3 separate regions of the Mus musculus genome follow, and regions 2 and 3 are each linked to region 1. Evidence: chromatin loops called from intact Hi-C (ENCODE). Cell type or tissue: left cerebral cortex. All regions are shown on one strand. Each heading gives the region's core, and the rest is flanking DNA. Links, peaks and the distances in the headings are about the cores only. Region 1 overlaps Zdhhc14 (zinc finger, DHHC domain containing 14). Region 2 overlaps Zdhhc14 (zinc finger, DHHC domain containing 14). Region 3 overlaps Zdhhc14 (zinc finger, DHHC domain containing 14).

What was found. Hi-C counts contacts between places; a loop is a spot of excess contacts. Peaks named below come from ENCODE experiments on the same cell type or tissue, not always from the same donor. Only the 100,000 strongest peaks of a DNase experiment are listed, where the experiment ranks them.
Region 2: it touches region 1 in a loop (1.9-fold over the local background); 3 of 42 quality-filtered maps call a loop at or near these places.
Region 3: it touches region 1 in a loop (1.8-fold over the local background); 3 of 42 quality-filtered maps call a loop at or near these places.

Annotation. Positions count from the first base shown.
Region 1 is chr17:5,638,844-5,649,033 of GRCm38, reverse strand. Zdhhc14 (zinc finger, DHHC domain containing 14) reads right to left here. Exons shown (of 9, transcript NM_146073.3): 2 at 971-1,131. Among named protein-coding and RNA genes, the nearest start is that of Gm52305, 120 kb to the right of the region's middle. In left cerebral cortex, for the core only: no CTCF peak of the experiment used is centred there; a DNase peak (open chromatin) is centred at 5,508; H3K27ac peaks cover 1,781 bases.
Region 2 is chr17:5,544,665-5,554,854 of GRCm38, reverse strand. All of the region lies in intron 1 of Zdhhc14 (zinc finger, DHHC domain containing 14), which reads right to left. Among named protein-coding and RNA genes, the nearest start is that of Gm52305, 22 kb to the right of the region's middle. In left cerebral cortex, for the core only: no CTCF peak of the experiment used is centred there; DNase peaks (open chromatin) are centred at 3,580 and 4,172; H3K27ac peaks cover 324 bases.
Region 3 is chr17:5,556,208-5,566,397 of GRCm38, reverse strand. All of the region lies in intron 1 of Zdhhc14 (zinc finger, DHHC domain containing 14), which reads right to left. Among named protein-coding and RNA genes, the nearest start is that of Gm52305, 34 kb to the right of the region's middle. In left cerebral cortex, for the core only: a CTCF peak has its summit at 5,433; a DNase peak (open chromatin) is centred at 4,975.

The sequences.
Region 1 (10,190 bases), core at 1,222-9,221:
TATTTATACTAATTTATCCTCTTGACAATTTTATATATGTATATAACATGACTGACATCACTCACCTTTCCAATTTCCCCACTCCCCATGTTTGTCTGTTCTCTCCCCTGTACATCTCTTTCTCATATTTATTTCTATTCACTTTCTTTTTTTATTAGATATTTTCTTTATATACATTTCAAATGCTATCCCGAAAGTTCCCTATACCCTCCCTCTGCCCTGTTCTCCTACCCACCCACTCCCACTTCTTGGCCCTGGCATTCCCCTGTACTGGGGCATATAAAGTTTGCAATACCAAGGGGCCTCTCTTCCCTGTAATGGCCGACTAGGCCATCTTCCACTACATATGCAGCTAGAGATATGAGCTCTGGAAGTACTGGTTAGTTCATATTGTTGTTCCACCTATAGGGTTGCAGACCCCTTCAGCTCCTTGGGTGCTTTCTCTAGCTTCTCCATTGGGGGCCCTGTATTCCATTTTATAGATGACTGTGAACATCCACTTCTGTATTTGCCAGGCACTGGCATAGCCTCATACGAGACAGCTATATCAGGGTCCCTTCAGCAAAATCTTGCTGGCATATGCAATAGTGTCTGGGTTTGGTGGCTGATTATGGGATGGATCCCCAGGTGGGGCAGTCTTTGGATAGTCCATCCTTTCATCTTAGCTCCAAACTTTGTCTCTGTAACTCCTTTCATGGCTATTTTTTTTTCCCTATTCTAAGGAGGAATGAAGTATCCACCCATTGGTCTTCCCTCTTCTTGATTTTCTTGTGTTTTGCAAATTGTATCTTGGGTCATCCCAACCTTCTACTCAGGTCCTCTCTTATGGCTCCTTCCTTCCCCACCACTCTTCATGCCAGCCAGAGCCCTGCCCCGTTGCCCGCTGCTCAAGCACCTCAGCCTGTCCCCAGCTTTGGAGCTTGGACCGATGGGGAGTGGCCGAAGGCTAAAAGCAGAGCTTCAGTGTTACCTATTTGCCTTTCCAGATCAGCGGCTTCATCAGGAGTGGCTCGAGGGAGGACTCCCGGGTCACTGAAGCTGGTCCGAAGCAGTGTCCCCATCACAAAGAAGAACAGGATGCCACCGACCACGGGGATGGCAGGGGTGATCTTCTCTGCCAGGTACCGACAGCTGCCAGCAGGGTGCAGAGAGAAAGGAGAAATGAATCACAATGTTAGGATCCACAGCCAGATGAGGGAGACTGATTTCTATTTAAACACATCTGTACTGAGAATGTCTGGGCAGGGGAATGAGGCTCGTGTGAGGAGCTTGTCTGACAAGCGTGAGAACGGGAGTTCAGAGCCTCAGCATGCATGCAGTAGCACGCGCGTTTGTAATCCCAGAACTCCTACAGAGAGAAGGGAGACTGAGACAGGAGACTTCCCAGAAGCTCACTGGCCAGGTAGTCAGGCATATTCAGCCCTGAACTAATAAAGGAACCCTGTCTCAAATAAAGTGAGCAGCTTGAAACAAAACCCCAGGCCGTCCTTGTGAGGTCTCCACGCATGCGCCGTGGCATGTGCACATCCAGGCTCGCACTCACATATACCCACAGAAGAGGTGAATTAGAATTTTAAAGAAGAAAGTATAGATTTGGGGTGGTTCTGTAGTGCTGTCTGTGACAACTCCCCCCTCCCACCCACCATGACAGCCCCATAAGAGAGATGCTAGCCAGGCAGAAAAAAAAAAAATCCTGCTTTTATAATCGATGTAGAATGTCTGGAATTTGAATAAATATACACGAGCCCTTTGCATTGTAAACACCCATGGTCCACTGCCCCACCCCTCTCCAGAACCACGGAAGAGGATACAGATTTAGAGACACCTCTATTGGACCCACCAGGGTGAAACAACTCAGGAACCTTTGAGCAGCGTAACATGCATTCACTTGCAAACACTAAAGAATCATCTGTCAGTATTGTGGGGTTTGTCCAAAAGAGGGTAGTGCTATGTCACGGAAATGAACATGCATGGATGTTTCTGGAGGGCAGGGAAGGAGACTCATTGGCTGAGTGACACCAATCCCAGGCTTTCCCAGCAAGCATCTGAATGATCAACTCGTGAGTATAGTTCAGCTCCTGTTACTTCTGAGTTGTTTGTCTTTAAGAGACAGGGCTCCCCAGTCTGGGCTCCAGACCCTGGATCACATTCATCTCCTGTTTCAGGTACCTGGAACACCAGATGCTCATCACTATTCCACCCTTAGTTCTGGGAAACCCTGCTTGATGTTGGACAGTAGAGCATATGCTGCAGGAACGGAGGCAGCAGAGGAGGAGTGACTTGGGCAGACTAAAGTTTGTGCCTGAGACCTAGCACCTGACCCTTGTCCCCTTCCTGTGGTGTAGTGTGGTATGGCTGGGTAGGTCTAAGCACTGGGCTCTTGGCCTGCTGACATGGACCCTTGGCATCACAGAGGTGGCTAGTGGAAGAGGAAAGAGCTAGCTCAATGCCTGGAATTTGGTAAAAGACAAGGTCTTCCATGGCTACCACTGGTCTCTTGTGGCTGCATTAAATGTTGTCATGAGTGTGGAAGAAATACAAATGGCACCATGGATCGAATTGCCTGGTGGGAGAGGACTCTTAGCTGGTCCTCAGAAGCAGAGTCTGGCTGTTTAGCTAGAGAAGAAGGAAGCAAGCTCTGCTGGGAACAAGCTGTGGATGGGGGTGTGGTGCCCATCTGGGTACTAGCATCCCACTGTGGCCTCTGATGGGATTCCCAAGGGATACTGCTAAGAGCTGGCTCTTAAGGGCCACATCACAAGAACCCCTTTGCTAAAGGAGCAAAGGCTTTTCTGAATCTTTTGCACCGAAGAAGCCCAGAGATGCCCCATGGCTTTAAGAAGGTGGTAGGACAGTCCCAGATGTAGTAGTAATGGGGGCTGAATCCCTGCTGGCCATGTGGAGTTGTCTTTAGGAAAGCCACCTGACTAGACACAACACCTGGAGCATTTCTGGTACCTCTGTAACCACCCCTATCAACTGAGGCAGAAACAGAGCAAAGCAAAACCACAACCCAAAACAGTGCTATGTCACGTCCAGCTCGGTTGACATCCAGTTGTGATGTTTCTTCACAGGATTCAAAACAATCAAAACACAGAGCATTGTTATTGTTGTACCAACTCCAGGCAAGCTATGAGCATCCTCAGAGAGTGAACTTGTTAGTGAGAGTGTGAGGATACAAAGGACTTTGCTTTAAAAAAAATCTAAGAAACTCTGACCTTGAGGAGCTCCTGAGTGGGGTGACTGTGCCCCAAAGTTAGCATGTCAGAAACATAATCTCCAAAGTGACTGTCCTGTGACTCGGGGGTTTTGATTAACAAGTCAGTCCAAGGAAATGTTCCTACAAACAGACTGATGCTGCCAGCAGACGTTCCATGCTTCAAGAATGTGTTTACTGTAAAATTGAGTTCCGCCTCGTTTGATTGCCTCTTCAATACAAGAGGCAATACAATTGAATACAAGGAGGCCCCCTTGACCTTGGCTTTTCTGGCTTCCAGAACCGTCAGAAATGAACCTATGCTCTTTGCAAATTATTCAGTCTCCGACATTCTGTAATAGCATCATGAACTTGACAAGAATATCCGTTTGGGAAAAAAACATGCATTCGCATCACAAGAAATGTATTTTCATTTTGGTTGTTATTTGCCGTGCATGAAAGGGCTCTGTGCTTCTCTCCTGAGTGTTCAGGAAAAACTGGCATCATCAATACCTATGAGTGAACTTCCACCTTTCCCAAGACATTTGATTTCGTGATAGTAAGCAGTGAAAAGCTTCAAGTTCAATGTTTAAGGAGAGAGGGACTCTACAACCAAGCAAACAGCAGTCTTCTTATAATCCTGAGAATGCAGAGAGAATCTTTTTCCTGGTATGCAGATCTACTGAGATGCCCCCTCCCCACCCTTTCCTTTGTGTGTGGGCCTGGGGTCCAGGGTCTAGCATGGAACTTATATTTCTACTTGAGACATGAAGATGTCTCATCAGAAATGACTGTTTTCTTGTTAGAGACTGACTATGAAACAACCAACAGAATTTGAGCCCACATGTGTGAGAGGTTCTGGCGGATAATACTTTTTGGGGGGTGTTTTAGTTTTGTTTGTGTTGCTGTGATAAAAATACGCCGACACAAACAACCGAAACAAGAAAGGGTTTATTTGGCTCACAATTGCAGGTTATAGCCAATTGTGATGGGGACAAGAAGGTAGCAGGAATTTGAAACAATTAGTCATATTACGTTCATAGTCAAGAGCAGACAGACACGAATTCATGCATGCTGCTGAGGGGAAGCACACCCACATATAGGGTAGGTCTTCTTGCTTCAATTAATTCAATTAAGAAATCCCTTCCAGGCAACAGGAAGGCCCATGGGCCAATTTAATGTAGACAATGTCTCATCGAGACTCTCTTCCCAATAGAGCCAACATTGTGTCAAAACCAGCCACCACAGGGGGCATGTTTAGCATGTCCATGAGGCACCTAAATTCAATTACTTCAAGTCTAGACCTCGGACTGTGACAGCAGCTGGGGAGTGATAGAGAAGGGACTCAGACTTGATAGCCTTCTTATCATCCAGATGCTGGCTTCATTTCTTTTATTGTCATTTACAAAGCAACCTTGTGTTGTGGTAAGCCATGAAAATGTGCCAGTGTGTGGCCACCAGAAATAAACTATCCATGGTGAGTCCAACCAGAGCAGACCTGTGTTAGAACTTGCCAACGCTGACTGCATGTGTCCATTCCATGAGAGGTTCTTGTTCTTAGGAAACGTGCACTGCATATTCAGGAATAAGGTCTCATGAGATACGCAGTCTTCTTTCAAATAGTTTAGGGAAAGTATGGCATAGGGAGATAAGATGGAATGAATACTTATAGGTGAATTTGGGTGAAAATGGATATATATTATTATTGCAATTTTTATGCTGAGGCCTATAAGCCCCTTTATGTGGGAGATGAGAAGCTGTCCTTCTGCGTGGCTTCCTCGGAGAAGACAAGGAGAGAATATTCCATAGCTCATTGAACTACTGTGTGTCAGGTACACACCGTGTAATCCTTTGCCAGGCACTTTGGGATCAGGTCTTTAAGTCAGCTCAGCTTAATGAGATAGTGGGCACCTGGTGACAGCTGTCCTCTTTCCCAAGGACAGTGCTAAGTTCTCTTGGGAAGTCCCCGTAACCTCTTTATCAAAGCTATAGGATCCCTGCTTCTAAATGATGGCATCTGTGCAAGAGAGACAGCTTTCAACTGAAGTTCAGAAGAAGCTGAGAGCATCTATAGTCCTGGTGATGAAAAGCAGTAAGCAGACTCTGCCTTTGATTGTGACTGTGAACATGGAACTCCAGGAGCAATGAGGCTGGATGGGCCGCTTGCCAACCCATGGCAACTGGCAGCACTGGTTCAACAGCCAAACCACTACGAGCAGCTTAGAAATTCTCAGTCCAAGCTCAGACCTCTCGGAGACAAACAGCCTCTTCACATTCTGAGCAGCAGTGCCCTGAGCTCCACTGAACACCATCTGCGGTGTGTGTAGCCTCCACCTCTGCCTCCGCCTCCGCCTCCGAGGGCCTGGATTTCATACAAGATGATGATACAGCTGCCAGAGACATAAACACCATTTGGAGTCCTATTTCTGTCTCCGGAATTGTGACCTACATACAGCCCAGGGCAGCACAGAGAACAGGAGACAGGCATCTTCGTCTTCATAAAGCTCAATTGGAAAGTGACAGGAGAAGACGGGCTGGGGAGTCGGGGAATGAGACTCTGAAAGCATCCGGGGTTTTTTGGAACATAAAAGATATTAGCTAATTTGGCACCAGACAAAACAAATGCTAAAATGATGAGATGTCTTTACTCCAGTCATGAACAGCATCGAGAGCTGTCTGACTCCTGCTATGATGAGACAGGTGCACAAATAGCTGTGTACAAAGTGTCACCCTGTACACTGTAGAGAAGGAAAGGCCGCCAGGAACAGGTAGAAGGGTGTGGCGTTGCCATGGTATTATGCTGCTCTTTTTTCTGTTCTAGCAGTGATTTTGAATTTTTGGTTGTGAGCCTAGCCTTTAATGGCTGAGCCATCTCTCCAACCCTCTAATAGCAATTTTAATAACTATTCAGGGGAAAATATTTGTGTATGTTTTGATGTTTACACATGAAGAGTGGAACCATCTTCTGGGTGTGATACTATCTGAGACCATGAAATCAGAGGATTTTTGCCATTAAAAGTACATAGCAAGGGGCTATGGAAATAGTTCATGTTGGATTCCCTCAAAACCAGATATAGCTGAGTCACTATAGCACACAACTATAATTCAAGTGGTCCTAAGGTAATAGGGATGTAGAGACAGAAGGAACCCCCATCCTTGAGGCTCACAGGCCAGCTATACTGGCATGTAAGAGACCCTGTCTCAAGCAAGATAGAAGGCAAGGATCAATGCTAGAGATTGCTCGCTGACATCCGCGTGCTTCACATGACAGCATGCATGCCTGCATTCATATACACATCTTATACACACGTCGAAATGATTCTATATAGATTGCCTATATTCATGCACATAAATACACACACACACACACACACACACACACACACACACACACACATCATTCCCATAGAGATAAAATGACTCTCTTTATAACCAGATATAAATTTATTTTTGCCATTGGCTACTGAGATCCTAACTTCACTGACTCTTAATTTCTGTTTAGAGATTGGCTCAATGGAGCAGAATCTGACATAAAGATAATTCCTTCAATGAAAAGCTTGAGACTGATTTCTTCGACATTTCAAATATAAAAACTGGATTTCGTTATTGAGCAACGAGGTCCCTGTTGGTCCACAAGTCAGTTTTTGAGAGAAGATTAACTTTGCTTAAGAGAAACAAAATGCAGCAAGACAATATTAGCCAGGCGCAGCAAATGTTACCACCACGTGACAGAGGGTCCTTTCCATATTAAAATAATTCACCTTTCAAAGGTTCCTATTAAGAGTTTACGACTCCTAACAAGAAATGGACTTCATTTGCTAGTTCTGCTTTGTTCTATGCAGAGAAAGCGTTAGTATAAGAACAAGTGCCTTTTAGGTGCAGACAAGGGGTGTGTGTTTATTATTACGGAGGAACAGGAAGTGGCCTCGATTCACTGATTCTGAACTCGAGTGGGCTTCCAGGTTTGAAAATCACAGAGTTACTTATTTTTTCAAACCTCTGCTCTTCGATCACGATGCATTTCAATAATAAGTAGTTACGACCAACAATACATGAAGTACAATAATCCGAGCCAATGACTCACATGTCTGAAATAATAACAGAGCGGCATCAAGATGAGGTTGGAGGTCGGAAGGGATGTAATAAAAATGATCTTTTCTCCTCTCCATATGAGTCATTGTGAAACAAATGGCTTTCCCCCACCTCCCCTCACAGGCAGGGAACACAAGCATGGCTTGTTTTGTGGTTTGCTGTTTAATCACTATACTTAGAAATACATTTACCACCATCAGGCCTAATAGGCACATTACTGAGAGACAAATAGAGAGAAGAGGATCCAGAACAAACATCCGCTCTGCTTTAGAACAGAAGAAACAAATAGATGTTTCTGTCGTGTGTGTGTGTGTGTGTGTGTGTGTGTGTGTAGGGTGTATTGTATTTCAGTATGTGCAAGTAGGTTTGCACACACATGCATGCTCATGCATGTGCATATATGTACATATGTACATATGTCAACCAGAGGTTGACATTGTGTCTTCCTCAATGGCTCACAATCTTATTTTTTGAAGCAGGGTGTGGAGGCTTAAATAGGTTTGGCCCCATAGACTCACAGATTTGAATGCTTGGTCCATGGGAAGTGACTATTAGGAGTATGGCCTTGTTGGAGTAGGTGTGGCTTTGTTGGAGTAGGTGTGGCTTTGTTGGAGTAGGTGTGGCTTTGTTGGAGTAGGTGTGGCTTTGTTGGAGTAGGTGTAGCCTACTTGGAGTAGGTGGGATCTTGTTGGAGGAAGTGTGTCACTGTGGGGGCAGGCTTTAGCTCTACCCAGTGTGGAATTCAGTCTTCTCCTGCTGCCTTCTGATCAAGATGTAGAACTCTGCTCCTCCAGCACGCTGTCTGCCTACACCCTGCCACACTTCCCACCATGATGACAATGGACTGAACCTCTGAAACTGTAAGCCAGCCCCAGTTAAATGTTTTCTTTTGTAAGAGTTGACTTGGTTATGGTGTCTCTTCACAGCAATAAAACACTTACTAAGGCATGGGGTCTTCTATTGAATTTGATTCTCCCTGATTGGTTAAATTGGCTGGCCAGTGAGCCCTAGGGGTCCTCTATCTCTGCCACACCCCTAATGCTAGGGTAACAAACAGGTATGGAGTGGCTGGTTCTTAAGTAGATATTGGAAATCATGATTGTGAGGGAACAACTTTACAAACTGAGCCATCTCCCCAAGTCCCCAATAGATAATTTTATGAAGTTCCCGGCATTTCTCTGCGATGCCAGTACTGGGACAGATCCATTCTCAGGAGCTAGGTTGATTATTCTAGATGGCCAGAAGAATGGCTGCCAAAAAAAGATGTTTAAATAAGAGGACCCTGGGGACAAAAGAGAAAACCATGAGAGCAGACAGTAGAGAGAGCAGGGTACCGATGAACCCCTTGCGACCCTGCGTGGGCTACACAGGGACTCCCCGAGACCTCCCAAAGCACACCAGTCCAAACCCCAGGCTCCCTCTGTGTCCTAAAGGTCAAGGCGCCCTCATCAAAGAGAGGGAGCCACAAACAACTGGAGATGCAGAGTTTAAATGGGGCCAGCTCAAACCCTGCACCTGTAGCCTTCCTCCCATGGGACGCCTGGCAGGAACAGACCCGCCCATATAGTCTCAGGACACCTGTGGAAAGTGGGGAGGTGCTCTCTGAGCCTTGTATCTGCATACCTTCCAAGCATGCAGAAGGGTCGTTATTTCTCATTTGGGCCTCCTAAACACCCAAAAGATCTACTTATAGATAGCAAGCCTCTATCTCATAGTCTGTGCAGACGGCCCAATTTACTCACCTGCCGTTAAGAATGGCAAGGGACTGTTAGGGGAAATTGTTGTATTTAAATACTTTTGTCAAGTAATTTTGATGTGCATTTAAAATTCTAGGAATCCAGAGGCTTCTGAGTAGTATGTGAATTACAGGAATGGAAGGCATTTTTAATCTGTGTGGTATATGCATGTATGTATAGGTATGATTGTATATGGGCACACGATACTTGTGTGTGTGTGTGGGGGGGTGTGCATGTGTGGGCTCAAGCGTATGGAGGCCCAAGGCTGATGCTGGAATTATCCTGGCTCACTCTTCTACCTTGTTCATTGAGTCGGGATGTCAGGTGGTGTCTCTCAAACCTAGAGCTTCCTGGTATGGCTAGAATCATATGCCTAGCCTCACTAGCCAGCTTGTGAGGGGGAACCCCTGGTCTCTGCCTCCTGAGGCCAGAATTACAGGAAGGCCACCATGTCCTCCCAATGTTTCTGTAGGTGCTGGGGTCTGAACTCTAGTCCTCCCACCTGTATGGTCAATGCTTTAACCACTGAGCCATCAGCCCAGCCTGAAAGCCAGTGTGTGCGTGTGTCTGTCCTGAGCTGGCCCTTTAATGACATAATGTACACCATACATCCTTTACTGCAGTTCTGTCCCCTCCAGATCATACAGGGGTTCTGAACTAACTGGGGACACAGCCTCTGCCACCTCACTCTCAGTGTGCCCTAGCAGTGTACGGATCTGAACATGGTAGCAGGCTGGTGCCCTGTGCTAGGGAGACCTTCCCATGCAGGGCCCGGCCTGGCCCATGTAGTCCTTTGGAATTTTTTTTTTCCTTGCTCTAGACTAAATTCTCAGGTTTGGTTGTCTCTAAACCCCATCTGATATTTAAAAGCGCATTGTTCTGCTCTTGTTTTGGCAACTCTGTAGGGGGCTTTAGCTCTGCTCTGATTCTGTGTCTCATCAACACTGATACCCTGCAAGCTTTAAGAAGGCTTCATCAAGGGAAAATGTGACAACGTGGCCATCACTTGGGGATTTTATTTTACATTGCATGTTCTCATACTTGGAGCCTGGCCTCCTAAATCTGCCTGCCCCAGTGGTGTCTGGGCCTGCGTCTTCTGCCTGTACGATAATCCCAGGAGGGCTGTTGTAAGGTGGCTCATAACTCAGATTCAGGGGCTCGTAGAG
Region 2 (10,190 bases), core at 498-8,497, 93 kb after region 1:
AAGTACCTAAGGCTCCCAGGAAGCAAGGGCAATAAACCTGAAGCCTGCTGCTCTCAGGGGCTCTCTCCTTTTTCTTTACTCCAAGGCCACACCCATGCAAAGGTGCCACCCACATCCTAGGCCACACCCATGCAAAGGTGCCATCCACATTTAGAGGATCTTCCCTCCTCAACTAACCTAATATTAGAAACCCCTTCACAAACATGCCCAAGGTTTTTCTCCTACATGCTTCTAGATTCTATAAAGCAGATAGTCGAGATTAATCCTTGCAGCCATCTCCATTCTGGAAAGGAAGGAAATCGGAGACCCACCAAGTATACTACCCAAAGTCACACAACAAGCAAGTGTCAGAACTGGAATTTAAATGCTAGTGCCTGGGTCCCAGACTGGCCTCAGATCAATAGGAGCTGCCATGCGAGGCTCATCTTACACAGGGTGTCCTGGTTGGAAATCGTGACTGTTGATCTGGAAAGTGAGTGTCTATTGCTTCACTCAGCAATGCTAGGTTTCACTGCCAATGGCGGCCAATGTGGTCAGTGATAGAACCATTCTGCTGTACCCTGGTTCCCATTCACAGCTTTAGCAAAAGCCCACGAACTGGTTTCTTTGTACCCCATGCTCCTCTTTCCCAAATGGACATAAGGCTCATGGGGATGCAGCTGAGCAGAAGGAAGAATTTCAGAACGAGAGTAGGCTGGGCACTGGTGGCTGCAAGGCCACCCTCCACCTTGGCAGTGGGGTCCTAGTCTGGCATCTCGAGAGATGCAGTTCTGTAAGTTGGATCCAAGCTAGCAACAATGAATAACTGCCTCCCTTGGCCCAGGATTCTTCTTCAGGGATTTCGTTGGATACATTTTCCTTAGGGGCGTGGGGAGACCTTTAAATTGTTACTTAAAAAAAAAAAAAACAGGCATGCTGCCAGTGTTGGGGGGGAGGTCCCCAAGAATACACCTGCTGAAAGAGAAGGAACATGGCATCTGCTGGAAGTGGGGGGTTCAGACTCAGCCACCTTGGCAGGAGCAACAATAGCATATTGTCTGGTGTCCCTCGGGGATGCCTTTCTGCTCCAGGATCAAACATCCCTGGGCAAAGAGCCAAGGAAATGATGCGCTGTGAACAATGTTTCCCTTTGGTTCATGGGCATATTTACCTTGCCACCAGCAAACAGGTGCAGTAGAAGCAAAGGGCTCAGGAACCTAGAAGAGGCTTTGCGTGCCAGGGGGGCACTCACGTCTTCCATAGCTGTCAAAAACCAATGCTCTAAGCGCAGACCTGGAGATCTCCAGATCACCTTGGATGACCACGCATGTCTTCTGCTCAGTTCCTACCCCGCTGCAGCAGAGCCCAGAATCAGCTTTAGGCTCATTTCACAGTGATGTCATCAGTAGCTCCCAGAAGACAGAGGGTCAGCATTGTCGGCTAAGGTCAAGGTTAAAGTTTATAGCACTACGTGCTCGGTCCTACACGCCCTTTCTAAATGAACTTGGTCTTCTTATTTCATCTGAGAGTGAAGACTTACACTAACACAGAATAAACTTGCTATACATGTTATATGTTATATATACTTATATAATATACTTAAGCATATAACATAAAATATACTTGTTGAGTAACAAAATCTTCCTGAGAGATAGGCTCAAAGGTAATGCACATTAGAAGAGTCAAAAATACAGTTTGTAGCAGAATTAATTTTGGCTGAAATGGGTTGTTCTTCTAAGAGGCTTCTATAGAGAGGCAGAAGTGTTTTACGTCTGTGTGAAGGACACAGAGAGGCTGAAGTGACCCTGTGAATGGGGCTGAAGGAAGTTTGGAGACAGGGATGCAGGAAACATTTTTACCCAATAGCTCTCTTCTTTTCTGAATAGTAGATGTAGTTCCATTAAAAAAATGAACAAATAAGGCTATTTACAAATTTAAGTAAGACATTTGCTCCATACATCTCTGCAGTTTGCATCTCTGAGGTTGTATTGCTTTCTTGCCTCTGTCTAGGTGTGGAATGCAGCCCCTGAGGGTCCTAGATCTCACATATGCCCTCTGCTTCTCCTGTGAGCCAGTTCTCAGGGGTTCTGGTAAAGGGTGGAGAGGATCCACCCTTGGCTGTTTCCTGTGGTTCGTGAAGCTGTTTACCGAGGGGAGGTTAGATTAAGGCTTGGGAACTGTGAAAACTATCTAAACTACCAAAAACCATCTAAACCAGGCCAGTAAGGGAGCTGTGCGCGGAAAGGAGCTTCCTGACAAATCTAACCTCTTGGGTTTGATCCAGGATCTCTGTGGTGGCAACTGGCCCCTGTAGTCTGTCCTCTGACCTCCACGTGTGTGGGCTGTGTATATTCATGTCCCCACCTCCCCCACAAAAATAAACGATTAAATTGTAACTTACAAATTAAAAAAAATAAAGCCATAGCTTCTTCAATTGTGAATCATGATCCCAGACAGCACTCTGGGGAGGTGGGGTGTCGTAAAATATTGAGCAACCATGCAAGGTTGCTGAAGACCCCAAAACCAAAAACTGATTCAAAGTCAAGTTTGTAAAACAATAGGAGGTGGTGCTTCTGCAAGCAGTGCCTGCGCTGCACGCGGCAGCTCCACTGCAGTGACCTTGCTTCTGAACCCGGCCTGAGCACTTTGCCCTGTGCACACCTTCATGCTCTACAGCACCAACGAATGTTCCAGAAACACCTGGCTACTGCACACCCTAAACTGCAGGGTCCTCTGTGAACGCACTTTCCTGCGCTTATAAAAAACATTATGGTGTAAGAAAAACATAGATTTCCCCCCCCCCCATATTTCTCCACCACCACTCCACAGCATGTGGATTATTTCATGTTAGAATGTCTGATTTTAAAAACTGCTATTTTGAGTTTCATTTCTTAAGCCATTAAATGCATTTCTGCTTGAGATTTGGATGGAATTTCCGATCACTCCCAAAATGTCTCTAAACATACGTCTGCCACTCTGTGTATCGTGAACTTATACAAAACAGTTGTCTAAGCTTTGAGGATCCTCCCCCCCCCACACACCCGCAGTATCAAATATTCAGCTAAGAGATAATTCTCTGTGTAAAAATGAGCAAGCACGCTCATCTTATCAGCATGCAAATCTGCTTCCACGCTAAACAGTAGAATTACACATAGAGCAAAGAACTGCTTTAGAATACTTTCTTCATGATTTATTATAGGATATACCTGTTTTAGACACCCATATACTCAGTTGTCAAATCTTACTTAGATGAACAGGGTCACAGGTGACTAACATTTAAAAGCCCTGCCGTCAGTCAGAGGTGGTGGTACCAGCACAGACAGACAAACATACGGGCAGACTTATTCCTACCAACGCAGATGACAGGTAACTGATACCATGCCCTCTGCCATGCTGCCTGCAGCTCACTGGCCACACTGGCCAAAGGATTGGTTTGACCAACAGATGCAGACAATGGACCATCTGCAGCATCCACAGAGCAACCCTCTCTCCAGTGTTAGGGCTCCCGTCCCTGCCAGAAGGATAGCCTATCAATGTGGCTCCCACAGCCTGCCAATCCAGTGATTAGTAAAGACGGGCAATGGCTCACAGCAAAAGAGCTGGCCTGTGTGGCAAAAGTTGATGTAAACACACATTGTTCTAAGGCACAGAGCTTACTGGATTGTGCCTGATAGAAGCAAAGCTCACTGTCATGCTTCTCAGTTGACCCAATCACAAGACTCCCTGAATGGGTCTAGTATCTTTCTAACTGGCACACCACTGTGGATCTCCTGAAAGCCAGTGGAAAGGCTCAGGTATACCTGTATTATTATCCAACATGCCCTTGCTACCTCTGGCCATAGAGGAGCTAGGAAGTGCCAGTAACTGGTGCACATTGGAGAGTGAGCAGAGGTGATCTCCATTACACTTCATTTAGCAATTTTACCTCGCTCAACATTCTCTGCCAATGAACTCCACATGAAGGAGAAGGTTATCAAGTCCACAGGAGTGTCTGTGAAACATGTGGCTCTGACTGTATGCAGTTAAACACACACACACACACACACAGAGAGAGAGAGAGAGAGAGAGAGAGATGCGCACACACAATAACAGAAAAACTTTCTCCCCTCCTTTTCTTTTTTACACAAAAGGCTGTAACGCACTTGCACATGAACTTGCCAAGAGAGAAATCAGCATAGGAAACTTCCCTTCCTCCCTCCCACGCGGCGCATCTGCCAATCCAACACTTGCAGACGTAGAGCGTGGAGCGGTTATAGCAACTGAGAACAAATAGCCAAATTAACAGAAATCTGGAAATAAGGACAAATATTTGGTGTTCTCTTGGAAGCAGTTTCTGGCTAAATAGGTCTTGCATCTCCTGACCAGAAGCTGTGGGACAGAGCAGGGAGAGAGGACCTGTAAAAAGTCCAGAAAGGCCTGCGCCACCACCTCGCTCCAGTGCGACGGGCTGCTGCATCTGCCTGGCCGGGATGCCCTTCTCTCTGCCTGCCGGAGGCTGTACAAGCCCCCTTCTTCCAGTCAGGCAAAACAAGCCTGGTCACCAAAAAGCGAAAGCCAGGCCACAGGTTGGTTCCCTAGGCAACTCAAAAAAGGCTCAGGACCTTAGAGTGAGAAAAGATCCCAGCATTCCCATTAGCAGTTCCCTCCATTTTCTTATCTTCCCAACAAGCAGTTTGGCTCCCCGGACAGAAGATTCTCTTTGCTGACGGCAGGTTGAGAACTCTGGGTATCTACTGAGGATGTACTGTGTGCCGGATGTTTGGGACAGGGTCCATGGGCGACAGACACTCGGATGAATGTATGTCATCCATCATTTATGACACAGTCATCAAGGAAACTCATACCAATTGTGAATGATAGTGTGAATCATTTAACAAGTATTGATTGGGCAGCACCACACTTGGGTCCAATTTCTGAACACTTAGTAGAGGGGAAAAAACTTGATAATTGTGCCTTTAAGGATATAGCTATGAAAGCAATATGCAAATTTAAAAGGCATGCATTATATTGGATGTCATAGAGATCCAAGGATAAAAATAAAATATGGATAAAGGCATGATGATCATGTTATACACAGGCCAGTCATCCAAGTCTCTGCTGAGAAAGCGATGCTTGGCAAAACCCCTGAATGATGCCAGAGAATAAGCAAATGGAACAGTAGTGTCTAGACCAAGTGGGAGGGTGGAGGCAGATGGCCGGGACCAGATGCCCAGGGGTGAAGTGGGAAGTGAGGCTACCTGGCCACATTAGACTGGCGGTGTCAGAACCTGCCAGCGATGGTGAAGATACTTGTGGTTCTGAGAGAGGAGGTAGCATGGCTTTGAGTCTATTCGATAAGACCTTTCTTAGTGTCCGGCTGAGAGAATGGTAGGCAATGGGGACAGAAGGCAGAGGAGGGGCCCTTCAGGAGGCTACTGGCATGGGGATGGTGGCAGCCACAGAGTGGCAGTATGTCACATCACATCCACATTTGATAGCTCATAGACTAAGGAAGATTGTCAAGGCCAGCACTTCCTGTCTTTGGAAATGGAGTGCGGTGCAATATTCAGTCCTCATAAAGGCAGCATGAAGATGTGCGGCTGCTCATAAAGACACCAGAATTATAGAGCGGGGACAGCAGCCACAGGACGGCCTCCTCACAGGTCTGCCCGGTGACTGGGCCTGGACTTCAGAGAACCCTGGGAGGTACCACAGTCTCCCTGTACAGACAGAAGAATGGGTGCTCTGTCTAAACACAAACTTCAGGGCGACCACAACCAAGAATCGGTATTTGCCAAAGTAGCAAGATACCTATTTCCTCAGACATGCAGGGCTCCACCACCATAAGAAAGCCCAACATTTGCTGCTGTTTCTGTAGACCTCTGGGTGGGTGCTTGGGAGCAAACCCAGGGCCTTGTGCATACTGAGTCTATGGTCTACCAAGACGCTCCCCCCAACCCATCTTTTTGGTTATTTTTTGACTTTATTAATAGGAAGAAGCTCATAGCGAAGTACTTATCCATGGGCATCCCATAATGTCAGGTTTTGGAATGTCCTCCAGGTAACCCCAAGTAAGGTGCTCCCTCTCCCTTGGACTGAGTCTCTATTTGTATAGTATGGCAACAGAGTGATGTTCTGAGTAAACATGGAATTACACATAACTATTTATCAGGGGGTGTGAACTTTGCTCGTTAGTATAAACACACTCCAGAGGCTGCTTAGCCTATGAGAGACCAGAACAGTGCTAAGTTCTTTGCATGGTTTTCTGCTGTTGTCTTTTAAATAACAGAAAGACTCACACAAGGGTATAAAACTAGCTTAAGGAAGTTTCATGGACCCTTCACCCAGTTTCCTCGGAGAACAAACTCTTACCTAAGCTCCATCTATTTAAAACTGTCACATTTTATGAGACAAATATTATCTGCTCCATTTTACAAATAGGAGAGTAAGGTTTGCAGAAGAAAGTTATCCAACTTGCCCTGGGCCACACGTGCATAGAAGAACTGGGAAATCTACACTTTGAGACTTTGATATACTCAGCTTCCATATCTCGCCTCTTGGGGGGTGGCCCAGAAAGCAAGCCACAGAGGGCAGAAGGGTCACCCTGTCCTCTGTATTCTAACACAGATGGCCAGCTGGCATGCTCATTCTCTGTAAAGAATCAAGGCATAAGAAAATATCCCTCAGGCTGGGACTAGTGACATAGAAGCTGAGGCAGGAGAATGACAAGCTCAGAACCTTCCTGGACTCAAGAATAAATTCAAGACCAATCGGGGGCAACTAGTGAGAGCAGAAGAGGTTGGGGATCTAGCTTGCCGGCAGAGTACTTGCCCAACATGATTGGGGACTGTGATACAATCACTGATACAACACCCACAAAAGAAGGAAGACAAGTGGGAGGGTATAGGGGACTTTTGGGATAGCACTGGAAATGTAAATGAAGAAAATACCTAATTAAAAAAAAATAAAGTGGAAAAAAAAAGAAGGAAGACAAAGCAATGCCCTACAAGAAATAAGATGATATGTACAAACATTGTACTGAGGCACTGGTCTGCCAGGTTGGGGGACTGAAAACTCTCTCAGTACCCAGCTGCCATTTCAGAACCCTTGGAGTTACAGGTGGTTTCTTAGGCCCCATTGATGCACATGGCAACAAACTTTACCGAGGTTCCCTGAAGGCAGGTCCTGCACTCTAAAGCCAACTGGGTTAACTAAGTCCTCCTAGCAGGAGGAGTTCTCAAGGGAGTAGTTGGGATTGCCTGGGAGTCACAATAAGGTTCTACAATAATCAAAATAACATTGGCAACTGTGCAGGCCAGGTGGGTGCTTTATACTGCTGTCCTCGTTTAATTCTTCAGGATCTGTATCACTAGCCCATTCTAAAGCTGAGCTAACAGAAGCACAGGTAAGTAAAGAGCCCAGGTCCTGAGTACAGGAATTCTGGCAGTGAGGTTCCTGCTCCTAACCATCACTCACACTGCCTCTCTGAAGACTAAAAAGGACCTACTTGGGTAGGGGTGGGAGTGGGGAATGGAGGGTGCATACTGGAGAGGTGGCTCAATGGTTAAGACCACTTGACTGACTACTGTTGCAGAGGACCTGATTCAGCCAGCAGCTACATCTGGCAGCTTATAACATCTGTAATTCAAGCTCCAACACCTTCTTCTGGCCTCTGTGGACACTGCAACTTACATGCATGCGCGCGCGCGCACACACACACACACACACAATCATAGACATACCACACACATACACCACACCACACCATAAACACACGCCATACACATACCACACATACATACACATACATACAAACACACCACAAATACACACCATACACATACTACACACATATCATACATACACATACATACCACAAACACACACCATACATGTACCATACACATACCATACATACACACACACTACAAACACACATACCACACACAGACAGATACACACACACAAATACACACAAACCACAAACACACACACATACCACACACAAAAAAAAATTTTTTTAAAGGACCTACTGGAAAGTCTTCCAGTTCTAAATTGACATTTCCCTTCCAACAAGGCTCTGATTTAAAGGCTGTGGTTAATTTTCATTATCTTACTATTTAGGCACAAACACCTTGTTTCTAAGAATGGTTCTGGGGGCCCCTGGGAAAAGTGATTTTTTTTTTTAACTCCTACTTTCTTGGACATTGTGGGGAGCCGCCCTCACATTAGCCGTTGCAAGATGGCGCTGACATCCTGTGTTCTAAGTGGTAAACAAATAATCTGCGCATGTGCCAAGGGTAGTTTTCCACTACATGTGCTCTGCCTTCCCCGTGACGACAACTCGGCCGATGGGATGCAGCCAATCAGGGAGTAATACGTCCTAGGCGGAGAATAATTCTCCTTAAAAAGGGACGGGGTTTCGCCATTCTCTCTCTTGCTCTGGCTCTTGCTTCTTGCTCCTAAAGATGTAAGCAATAGAGCTCTTGCGCTCTTGCACTCTTGCGCTCTGGCTCCTAAAGATGTAAGCAATAGAGCTCTTGCTCTTGCACTCTTGCTTTTGCTCTTGCACTCTTGCGCTCTGGCTCCTAAAGATGTAAGCACTAGAGCTCTTGCGCTCTTGCTCTCTTGCACTCTTGCTCCTGAAGATGTAAGCAATAAAGTTTTGCCGCAGAAGATTCCGGTTTGCTGCGTCTTTCCTGGCCGGTCACGCTAACACGTTTAAGAGGACATTAGCAGAAGGGGAGTTTTCTGCAGACAAAGCTTGGTACCTGTGATGGTTTGAATATGTTTGACCCATAGGAAGAGGTACTGTAAGGAGATGTGGTCTTGTTGGAGGAAGTGTGTTACTGTTGGGGTGGGCATTGAGGGTCTCCTCCTATGCTCAGGTTCTATCCAATACATAAGAGACCCACCTCCTAGCTGCCTACAGGATAGTCTTCTCCTGGTTCCCTTCAGAACAAGACCTAGAACTCTCAGCTCCTTCTCCAGTGCCATTCCTGCTTGGAATGCCACTGCCATGCTCCTACCTTGATGATAATAAACTGAACCTCTAAACCTGTAAGCTAGCTGTGATGGTTTATAAATGGTTGGCCCAGAGAGTGGCACTATTAGGAGGTGTAGCCTTGTTGAAGTAGGTGTGTTTCTGTGGGCATGGACCTTAAGACCCTCATTCTAGCTGCCTAGAAGCCAGTATTCTGCTAGCAGCTTTCAGATGAAGATGTAAAACTCTCAGCTTCTCCTGCACCATGCCTGCCTGGATGCTGCCATGTCCCCACCTTGATGATAATGGGCTGAACCTCGGAACTATAAGCCAGCCCTAATTCAATGTTGTCCTTATAAGAGTTGCCTTGGTCATGGTATCTGTTCACAGCCGTAAAACCCTAACTAAGACACTAACCACAATTAAATAATGTCCTTTATAAAAGTTGTCTTAGTCATGGTGTCTTGCCACAGCAATAGAAACCCTAAGATAGTACCCCTCTCCCATGAAGTTTCTCAGGCCCTGATTTCTTTCAATGCCTCTATGTAAATGGCTTGCCTCAGCTCAGTCTGTACCATAAAAAGTCATGCCATGAAGAACTAGAAGAACTTTTTTTTCCCTGGGGAATTCTTTTGGTCTACAGAAACCTCCCACACCTTCACACATTCCTTGTTCTATGTGTGTTTGCTTGCTTGTTGGGCAGCTGCTTGCTGAGATAGTCTCTCTCTCTGTAGCCCTGGCTGGCCTGAAACTTGCTTTGTAGACCAGGCTGGCCTTGAAGCAAATCTTCCTAGCTCTACCTCCCAAGCGCTGGAATTGTAACTGTATATTGTCTTGCCCGATTTCTTCTACAAAAATCTTTAAAATTATTTCTATCCCTTTGCAGCTTCAGTTGTCAATTTCTAGGGAAACCAAAGAGGGCTTGAGACTGAGAAAAAGGAGTATTTAACAGGAAATTAAGATATATGGTTCCTCTAGACCAGTGGTTCTCAACCTTCCTAAGGCTGTGACCCTTTAATACAGTGCCTCATGCTGTGTTGACCCCCAACCATAAAATTATTTTGGTTGCTACCTCATAACTGTAATTTTGCTACTGTTATGAATCATAATGTAAACATCTGATATGCAGGATGTCTGATATGTGAGCCCTGTGAAAGGCTTGTTCCACCCCCAACAGGGTCTCCACCCACAGGTTGAGAAAGGGAAAAAATGAAATTTCTTTGAATAAGGAACTCTACCTACATGACAG
Region 3 (10,190 bases), core at 1,469-9,468, 83 kb after region 1:
ATCCACAGTCAAGAGCACAGAGAAGTTAACCGGAGCCCTGCTTCATGTTTATATTCGCCTGCCTTACAGCCTGCACGGACCTAAAAATGAACCGGTGCTGCCCACATTCTGGGTGGGTCTTCTCACGTCAGCTAACAATCAAGCCAGTTCCCATAGCCACGCCCACAGGCCTGAGTGAACTACACAATTACTTATTAAGACTTGTTTTCTCAGGCTGGAGACCTGGCTCAGTGGTTACCAATGTGTACTGCTCTTGCAAAGGACCCGAGTTCATGAGTTTGGCACCTATCTGGGTGACTCACAACTGCCTGGAACTCCAGTTCTGGGGATCCAATACCTTTGCTTTCCTTGGGCATTGTACACACTGGAACATACCCTGACACAAAGACATATATAAATAAATATGTAAAAAATATATGATACATATATATACTCATATGCTATTCTAATAATATATAATACAATATAAATAATTGTTATAATATATTTATGACAATACAAGTATAATATATAATAATTATAGCACAGTTAATATAAAATAAATATTATAATATAATTATAATATATGATATAAGATATAATTATGTACTATATAGATTATATATATATAAATAAATATAAATTTACACAAAATTAAAATAAATCTTAAGAAGACCCTCCTTCTTGATTATTCTAGGTATTATTATTTGCCAACTGGAAAGCTTGTATGAATCAGCGCCCTCCTCTGCTGCTCATTTGCCTGTAAATAAGCAAATACATTAATATTTCAAGCATGCCGACTCCCTAATTGGCAGATGTTAGACTCTCATTTGCTTCTTTGACCAAAAAGACTGTCAGTATCCTAGCCAGACACATTACTCCATGGCAGTGTCAGACATCTAGAACATTCCACAGATGCCCTGAGACAACTATGTAGAGACTACATCTGGCTGCTCTTTGAAGGGCTGCTTCAAATAATGAAGAGCAGACTTTTAGCTGTGAAACACCCATCTCAGAAAATAAAGTGGAGATCATTAGAGGGAAACCCATGACTTCAATCTCTAGCTTCCATATAGCCATGTGTACATGCAAGTACCACACATATACATACACACCACACAGAACACACACACACATACACACACACTCCCCACTCCCCCACATACATGCACACACCACATACAACAGACACTTCCCATACCCATAAATGCACACATGCATGTAAACACACACACACACACACACACACACACACACACACACATTGTTTTCTAAATAAATGGCGAGACCTAAATTGTGGCTATTTTCGGTTCCAAGTTATCAACAACACCATTCCTACAGACACCAAAGACACTCACAGGAGGGATACTTTCTGGTCCAACGAAAACCAATATTGTACCTGTGCTGTGGCCAAGATAGCATGTGACATTATACCAGCATCACCTATGGCATTCATAAGAGGAAGTGGGAGGTTAGAGAGATGGTTCAATGGTTAAGAGCACAGGCTCTTTTCCCAGAGGACCTGGGTTCAATTCCCACTACCCACATGCAGCTTACAAACATCTTTATATCTGGTCCCAAAGAGATCCTTACTGCGGACACTAGACATGCATACGGTGCACAGACATACATGCAGACAAAACACTTATATATGTAAAATAAGTACATAAATAAAAAAATTTTTAAAACATACACAACGCTGGGCCAGCAGGTGCCATTAAGCAATTCCATCAGTGAAGAAAGTGGAAAGAACTCAGAGGCTTTCAGTAGCAACAGAGAGCATCATCTCTGCTCTCCTAATTGTGTTAGTTCACATTTAAAGATGTTAAAGATGCATTAGAAGGCTTTCGAGAAACCTCTCATCTCTCACTGTGTTCTTCTTCTTTCTTTTATAGATACATTTTTGCAGCTAATCGCCTTCCAAAATTAAAGAGCATGTTTCAATCAAGTCTGGAGAGAAGTAACAGAGAACTGTTCCTGGAAGTGAGGGCAGAGTGCAGCCAAGGGTAGCAAAGATTAAGAGTGTGCCAGCCAAAATTAAGTAGGTGGTGTGCGAAGAGCACATGGGCTATCAGATTTACACTCCTCCTTGGCCCCCTTTCAGTGCTGGGTGGCTGGTGAGCCCCTACAGTGGCTGGAGCTTAGTGGCTCTCTTAAGACTTCGAGGTGATCTTGAGAGTGCAGATGAGCTGAGCTATGGTCAGCAACATTGCAAGGAAGGAAGGAAGGAAGGAAGGAAGGAAGGAAGGAAGGAAGGAAGGAAGGAGAGGGAGGGAGGGAGGGAGGGAGGGAGGGAGGGAGGGAGGGAGGGAGGAAGGAAGAAGACAGACAGACATGGACAGTAACCCCAGAACAACATCCAATATCCTCTAACTGCCATATGACCCACATCCACAGAAACACACACACACACACACAAACACAGAGATGAAATCCTCAACATCACGTGAAATGAACATGGGAACTCAAGCCCCCTGACAGTTGAAGGAGAAGCAGCTTCAGGGCAGCCTAAAAGAACACGGAGAGCAGTTTACAGGAATTGAGAGCTTGACTCTGAGGGAGAAGGGACCTTCGGACTGCCAACCTCTCTGCAGATGGATAACCCGACATTCAGACTTCATACCATTTAAAAATAAATGAGGGATGCATAGACAGGGGATCTTTTGAATCTAAAGAGAACACACAAGAAGAAGGGCTCCCTTTGGGACTCCTATCTGAAGAGTCTTCAGGTACCCAGATCAAGAATACCTACTGTAATCCCAAAGAAGTCCAGCTTTGCTGGGCAGGAGATTTCTGTGGGGGCAGGGGAGAGATGGGACAAAGGTGCTCTGGGATTCCTCTCCTCTGCAGGATCATCACAGAATCTTTGTTAGAAGGGACATGTCCCGTATTCTGTGATGCCAAGCATCTTTCCTCCCAAATTAGGTCATAAAAACGAAGTCCAAGTTTCCTCGACACTACAGGAAATTAAGGTATTACAAGTCCTCTCAAAACGCAGACCAAAACTACAGAATTGTACAAAACATACGGGCCGCTGTGTCTAAACATCAGCAGCTCCGGCTGTCTGCACAAGACTGGCACAAGATCAAGCCAATCAACACAAGACTGGCACAAGATCAAGCCAATCAAAGCTCCAGGATGGAGGAACTCCCACCCCTGAGCTGAGGAACTTTTGGTGGCTTCTGGCTTTCAGGGAGAAAGAGTCAGTTTTCCTTGAGGAGAGATATGGACTCCTGTAGTTGCACATGCTCTAGGGGATAGTTCTATACCATGTGCATACAAGCAACACTTATGGGACTCAGTGGTTTGTTAAGGGAAGAAAAAGCAGAAATAGTTGGGAGGGGGTATGGTGGGAGGCCCTAAGAGGACTTAGAGGTGATAGATATAATCAAAATATGTTGGATCCATAATATATAAAATGCTCAAGGGACAAACAAAAATGGGTTTGAAAATTAGCTTAAGGTCCTGAGTATTTAAAAATAAAAGAATTGTAATTTTGTTAATTTTTGTATCAAAACATTAAAAGTGCACACACACACATACAAACACATACACAGAGGGAGAGAGAAAGGGAGAGGGGGGAGAGAGAGAGACAGAAACAGAGAAAGAGACAGAGAGGAAGAAAAGTCTACCTTATAGACATGATTGACTGGGGATAAAAATGTTTGAATAAAGGTGACAGATCTCGGCTTGTAGAGGAGTGATCTTGTGTCCCCAAAGGATGAGTCCTAATGTCAGTGATTTAAATGGCTCAGGGACACACTCGGGTCTTCTTAGGTAAATCTATTTATGGAAAAATCCTAAATGCATTAAGAAATCAGAAGTGCAGCTGGTAAGCAGCTTTAGTCAAAGTGTGGAACTTTGCCTGAAGGTCAAGCCTGGGAGAAGGAGCTCTGGGTCTCCATCAGCTCGGTCTCAGATTTCAATCACAAGATCTCAATGCTACACAAAAGTGATCCTGCACCAACGGGGGCCATTTCCTGTAGACTCGTCTGGAACACATGGTATCTGAACACTTCGTATTGTCTGCCAGCCTCCGTGCTCATTCAAGACTTCAGCAGGTCCTTCTAGTCTCTTGATCTCATTTCTTCCTCCCCTCAAAAGCATATGTCATCCTCAGTAATTATTATTCAGAAAGGAAGCCTTTCAGAACGTCTAAGAATGAAGATAGTGGTTTCTAAGAATGGAGATGACTGTTTATTTCTGCATGATTTCTTCTATTACCCTAAAGAAATTAATTTGAATTACCTAAGCCAAATGTTCTTACATAATTCTTTTTACTGCATCCCACAATTATTTCCTGTACTATCCAATGGATTCATACATTCATTTATTGACAAATTATGCTTACGTAATAAACACTAAGTACATCAACATTCATTAAATACAGGGCCTACTGTGTCTCTTGTGTTAGGTATTGGGGCTAGCTGCCCATGATCAAGGTCCTAGGAGAACTCTGCTTTCAATGTCAGCGATAAGGTACAGATTTCACTACTCTCCATCTCGGAGAACAACCCACCACCTGGAAAGGGTAAAGGTCATTGCTCTTCTATTTACCGCCTCACACACCTCAAAAACTTGTTACTATTTCTGACATTGATTTGTGCTAAATTTATCACAGGGAGGTGTACCAAGGGTCAGCAGCAGCCAGCAAGGTCACTTTAAAGATGAGTCGGCTCCTTTGGAGTCAAAAGCATGGCACACATATCATAGCCTCAATATCTCACCTAAGCCAGACATCAGGTCGGATCCTGTCCACAAGGGGCTCAGCAACATCTACAGCACAGGCAGACACAATGCTGGGTTTTTCACATCAAAGGTTCTCCCACTCTGGGGAGAAATTCGAAAACAAGCCAAAAAAATTGAAATGTTTTACTATGAATAGATAAGTGATGCTGTAAATTAAAAATAAGAGGAAAGAAAATGTCAATTACAGGCATCGGTTTGAAAGGATCTAACTCAAGATTCCTGTGGGCAGTATATGGGAGCAGAAGCTATTTGCAGTTTGTTCCTCTTTGTGCATCTGTCTTGCTTGGAGAGTATTTGTCAGCTTACATAAGGAAGAACGCTGAAGCCGGGCGTGGTGGCGCACGCCTTTAATCCCAGCACTCAGGAGGCAGAGGCAGGTGGATTTCTGAGTTCGAGGCCAGCTTGGTCTACAAAGTGAGTTCCAGGACAGCCAGGGCTATACAGAGAAACCCTGTCTCGAAAAACAAACAAACAAAAAAAACAAAGCAAAAACAAACAAGCAAACAAACAAACACTGAAATCCAGTTGTCGAAAGGCATCAACAAACTTGCCGGAAATATGTGAGTTTTCTTAGAAGCTGTGTGTGTGTGTGTGTGTGTGTGTGTGTGTGTATGTGCACGTGCATGCAGTATCTGTGGAACCCAGCAGAGGGCATTAGATTCCTTGGAGCTGGAGTTACAGGTGGTATCAGACACCTCGAATGAGCGTGGGGAACCAAAGTCAGATCCTCAACAAGCACAGTAAATGTTCTTAATCACCGAGACCCCTCACCAGCCCTACAGTTCTTTATTAATTCCTAGCTCAACATGTTGCATAGATTCCAAACCAACCCTCTTCAAAACCATGTTTGCTAACATTTATAAATATTTACCCAAGTTGCTACCATATGTGTCTCCAAAGCACAATTAGGTAAGACCAAGACTCTTATGGAAAAATCTGCAAATTAGTTTGGTTTGAGAACTACTATAAATTGATAACTTACTTAATCTCACCTCAGTATCTAGCATAGCCTTCTAATCAGACAGAAAATAGGGCTGTGTCTATAGCGACATCATGTTCATTAATTTCTCATGACCTGCTCGAAGCTGTCAAGAGCTTTGGGTGTTCAAAGCTCAGTTAGTCCTCAAAGCATCTTCGTCATTATGTGTCAGTATGGCCCTCACTTTAAGGTAAGAACATAACTCACAGAAATTACAACAGTTCAAGGTCATAAGCTTAAAAGGCAGGAAGTTCCTGTACAAGTTCCTGTATAGCCTGCCTTCAAAGCCCTTGGCTGCTGGGGTGTAGGCTGACCAGCACAGTGGCTTGCTCAGGTTCCAGACTTTCTGAATGAATTTTACCATCAGTGATGAGTCAGAGGGAAATTAGCGTGTCTTAGTGAGGGTTTCTATTCCTGCACAAACATCATGACCAAGAAGCAAGTTGGGGAGGAAAGGGTTTATTCGGCTTACACTTCCATACTGTTGTTCATCACCAAGGAAGTCAGGACTGGAACTCAAGCAGGTCAGGAAGCAGGAGCTGATGCAGAGGCCATGGAGGGATGTTCTTTACTGGCTTGCTTCCCCTGGCTTGCTCAGTCTGCTCTCTTATAGAACCAAGACTACCAGCCCAGAGATGGTCCCACCCACAAGGGGCCTGAAACCCTTGATCATTAATTGAGGAAATGCCTTACAGCTGGATCTCATGGAGGCATTTCCTCAACTGAAGCTCCTTTTTCTGTGATAACTCCAGCTGCGTTAAGTTGACACAAAACTAGCCAGTGCATAGTGTCATCTGATCCTGCTCAGAGAAAGACTAGTTCATGTCCCCAGACACTGAATCCAACAAGCAAAGTGAATGCCAAGAAGTGGAAGTAGAGACACAATAGAGAGCACACTATCCATGATATATTACACATCTTTCTTTCTCTTCTGTTTTTATCTTATATTCAGGTAAACCTATGATGGGTAGGAAATGAATGTATTTAATGGACCAAAATTTTTCATGAGTCAAGAGTGCTTATCAACCCTGTCAATTCTTTGTCAGCCTAACTGCACACCCCAGGAAATGCATCTTCCTTCACACTGAAGTGTAGCCATCAACCGAGAAACTTCGGTGACAGCCTAAGGCTCAAGTGTCAGGAAATACCAACTATGTTTCAGGTCACTTTCTCGGCTGCCCTGCCTCATTGTCAGTGTGTGGCCTTAGGCAGGCCACTGTACTTCTCTGGGTACCACTTTTCTCCTTTAAAACCAGATGGGCGGGGCTGGAGAGATGGCTCGGTGGTTAAGAGCACTGGCTGTTCTTCCAGAGGACCCTGGTTCAATTCCCAGCACTCATATGGCAGCTCACGACTCTCTGTGCCACCAATTCCAGGGCATCTGACACCCTCACACACACATACAGGCAGGCAAAACAGTAATGAACATAAAATAAAAAATGCGCAAATGGGAATTGGACATCTTGCCTGGTTTTGATTCTGATTAATGCACACACACAGGTGAAGATTTTAATGTCTCCCTTTAATAGTTAATGGGAACTACTAATATACATGAAAATATTTTCATTTTTTAAATATGGTCATGACTTCTAACACAGCTGGAAGAGGGGCTCTGTGAGGAGCTGTCCGCTGTAGCACCTATGATCGAAGCCATAAAATCAAAAGCTTCGTTAAATTCCCCATTTGTCTCTCATTAGTCTCAGCACATAGCCAGATTCCGAGTAGGAACTTAATTTGTCCTCCACGCCCAGGTCCCTTATGATGATCAGGTATCAGGCAACCGAAGGTGACACTGGAGAAGAGGGAGCTGGCATTGAAGGCAGAGACAAACTCCGCACAGGTGGGACACACTGACCGCTGGAGTGAACTGAATACAGAGCGGGGTGGTCATCTGTGACTGTGCAATTGCTATGTTCAATTATACATGCAGTTCCCAACCTTCCTGATGCTGCCCAACCTTTAAACAGTTCCTCATAAGGTGCTGATCATAAAGTTATTTCCATTGCTATTTCATAAAAGTGATTTTGCCACTGTTAGGAATCATAATGTAAATATCTGTGTTTTCCAATGGCCTTAGGTCACCATGAGAGGGTTGTTCAACCCCAAAGGAGTCATGGCCTTCAGTCTGAGAGCCATTCAGAGGAGGCTCTATTTACCCCTTCTACTCCACCATACTTGAGACTTGGCTGCTATTCACTGGTCAGAGACCTGAAGTCCATGATAGAATTAAGCTTAATTTTACACACACACACACACACACACACACACACACACACACACTTTAAGCCCCTAGCATTTGTGGCACCTAGGAACCTAGGACAGGTGTTCAGGAAAGGACCCTATACCACAACCCTTACCACATAAAGGCAGTAGCAATGGTGAGGAAATGAAACAGTCTGGCTTTTTCTTCCTCCTTGACAAATATCCTCCATAACAGACCAGAAAGTCAAACTCTAACCCAGGACTCTGACTCTTAGGCACCACCCATTCACCTCAGGCCAGGCCTTCCTTTCTTCTTGCCCATTTTGCTCCCTGTTAATTTACATGGAAACAGTTCAGCCTGCATGTTCAAATGCCAGTCACCCCTACCCATTCATTACTCCGTGTAGCTTATGTTTAGTGCCAGGGGTAAGGACACCCACACACATACAGCATTCAAAGGCCTGCACCTTTGTATTTAAGGCAAGTCAGGGTTACCTAGACAAGGAGTTTGGGGCAACTGGGTACTCAGAACACTGTCTATAAGAAGAGTGGGGTTTATCCAGCTGCTCCTTGGGCTCCTGCCTTCATTGAGAGAGATGTAGCAATGGGAGGGCCTGAGCAGGGCGGGCCTCCTCTCCTGCCATTCTGGAGTCTGCACAATAAAAACCCAACAGAGTAAACAGTATTGCCTTCAGACCATCTGGATTTATAAATACACTAGTTGTGCACATACATGTGTCCATCTATGTCAATATAAAATTCTAATCTAGCAACTTACCAGGAGATGATACATGGAATCCAGGAGTTTTTTTTTTTAAACAAACAAACAAACAGGAATAGAGGGGTAAGAGAAACATCAGGGCACTCGGAGAGCGCTGTCAGTAGTGACACAAGCAGGAGGACCTGAGGCACTTCATCTACAGAAGAGCTGAGTGGAGCAAAGAGCACCCACAACCCCGGGGTTAGGGTTTGGGGATGGGCAGGTCCTCAGAACTCACTGGCCAGTGCCAGTATAGCCCAATCGATGAGCTCCAGTATCAGTGAGAGACCCTGTCCCCAAAAGTAAGGTAGAGAATGATCCAAAAAAGACACTCCGTGTTGACCTCTGGCCACCATATATTCACACATGCATGCATGTACCCATGCCAGCTGGAACATGTTCATATAACACACAAATACATACACATACACACTCACACACACATATATACACACTCACAGTCAGTCACACACACACATTCACACTCATATACACACTCACTCACTCATTCACACATATCATATATATACACACTTGCACACAAACACACACACACTCATACACATACTACACACACACATACACACTCACACACATAAACACTCACACATATACACACTCACCACACACACAGTCTCACAACACATGTACACATTCACACACATTATACTCTCTCACACACACACACTCACACAGACTCACAGTCACACATACACACATTCACACACACCACAAACATACCCACTCACACACATACACACATACTCACACACACACACACACACACACACACAGAGGATCACAACTCCCCCAATGCTCTGTGGTCACTAGGGTTCACAGAGCCTCTCTTCACTCCCACGCACAGTGCCAGCACTGCTGCACGCCTGCTCATCATCCAAGGTGGCCGAGGGTAGGAAACTAACTGTGAAGGACAGTTGGTCCAAAGGGAGCTGCTGTGTCCTGGCCTCTCTCAGCCAGCACGAAAAGCTCCTTTGCTGCTTCAAAACCAGAAAGTGTTCCGGACGAACAACCATATGGCGTGGGGATGCAGCAGGGGGGAGCTGCAGGCAAGCCAAGGAGCCATGCTGCAGTGTTACTGACACACTTGGGTCTGTTTAGTTAGAATAAACCACGATGGTTCCTATCTTACCAAAGCTGCCACAAGAGGCTTTAGAAGACAGAGGTGAAGTGAACTCTCAGGACCTTTTAGTAGCATTTGTTTATCATGAGTAATTCAGAATTATAAGTCTCAGTGATACAAAGCTATAGTCTTCCCCACCCCTCACAGGACAATGCGTGTGTGTGTGTGTGTGTGTGTGTGTGTGTGTGTGTATGAGTATGTGTGTGTGAGTGACTGTGTGTATGAGTATATGTGTATATGTGTGTGTGTGTGACAATGAGTGTGTGTGTGTGTGTGTGTGTGTGTGTGTGACTGTGTGGATGAGTATATGTGTATATGTGTGTGTGTGTGTGTGTGTGTGTGTGTGTGTGAGTATGTGTGTGTGTGTGTGAGTATGTGTG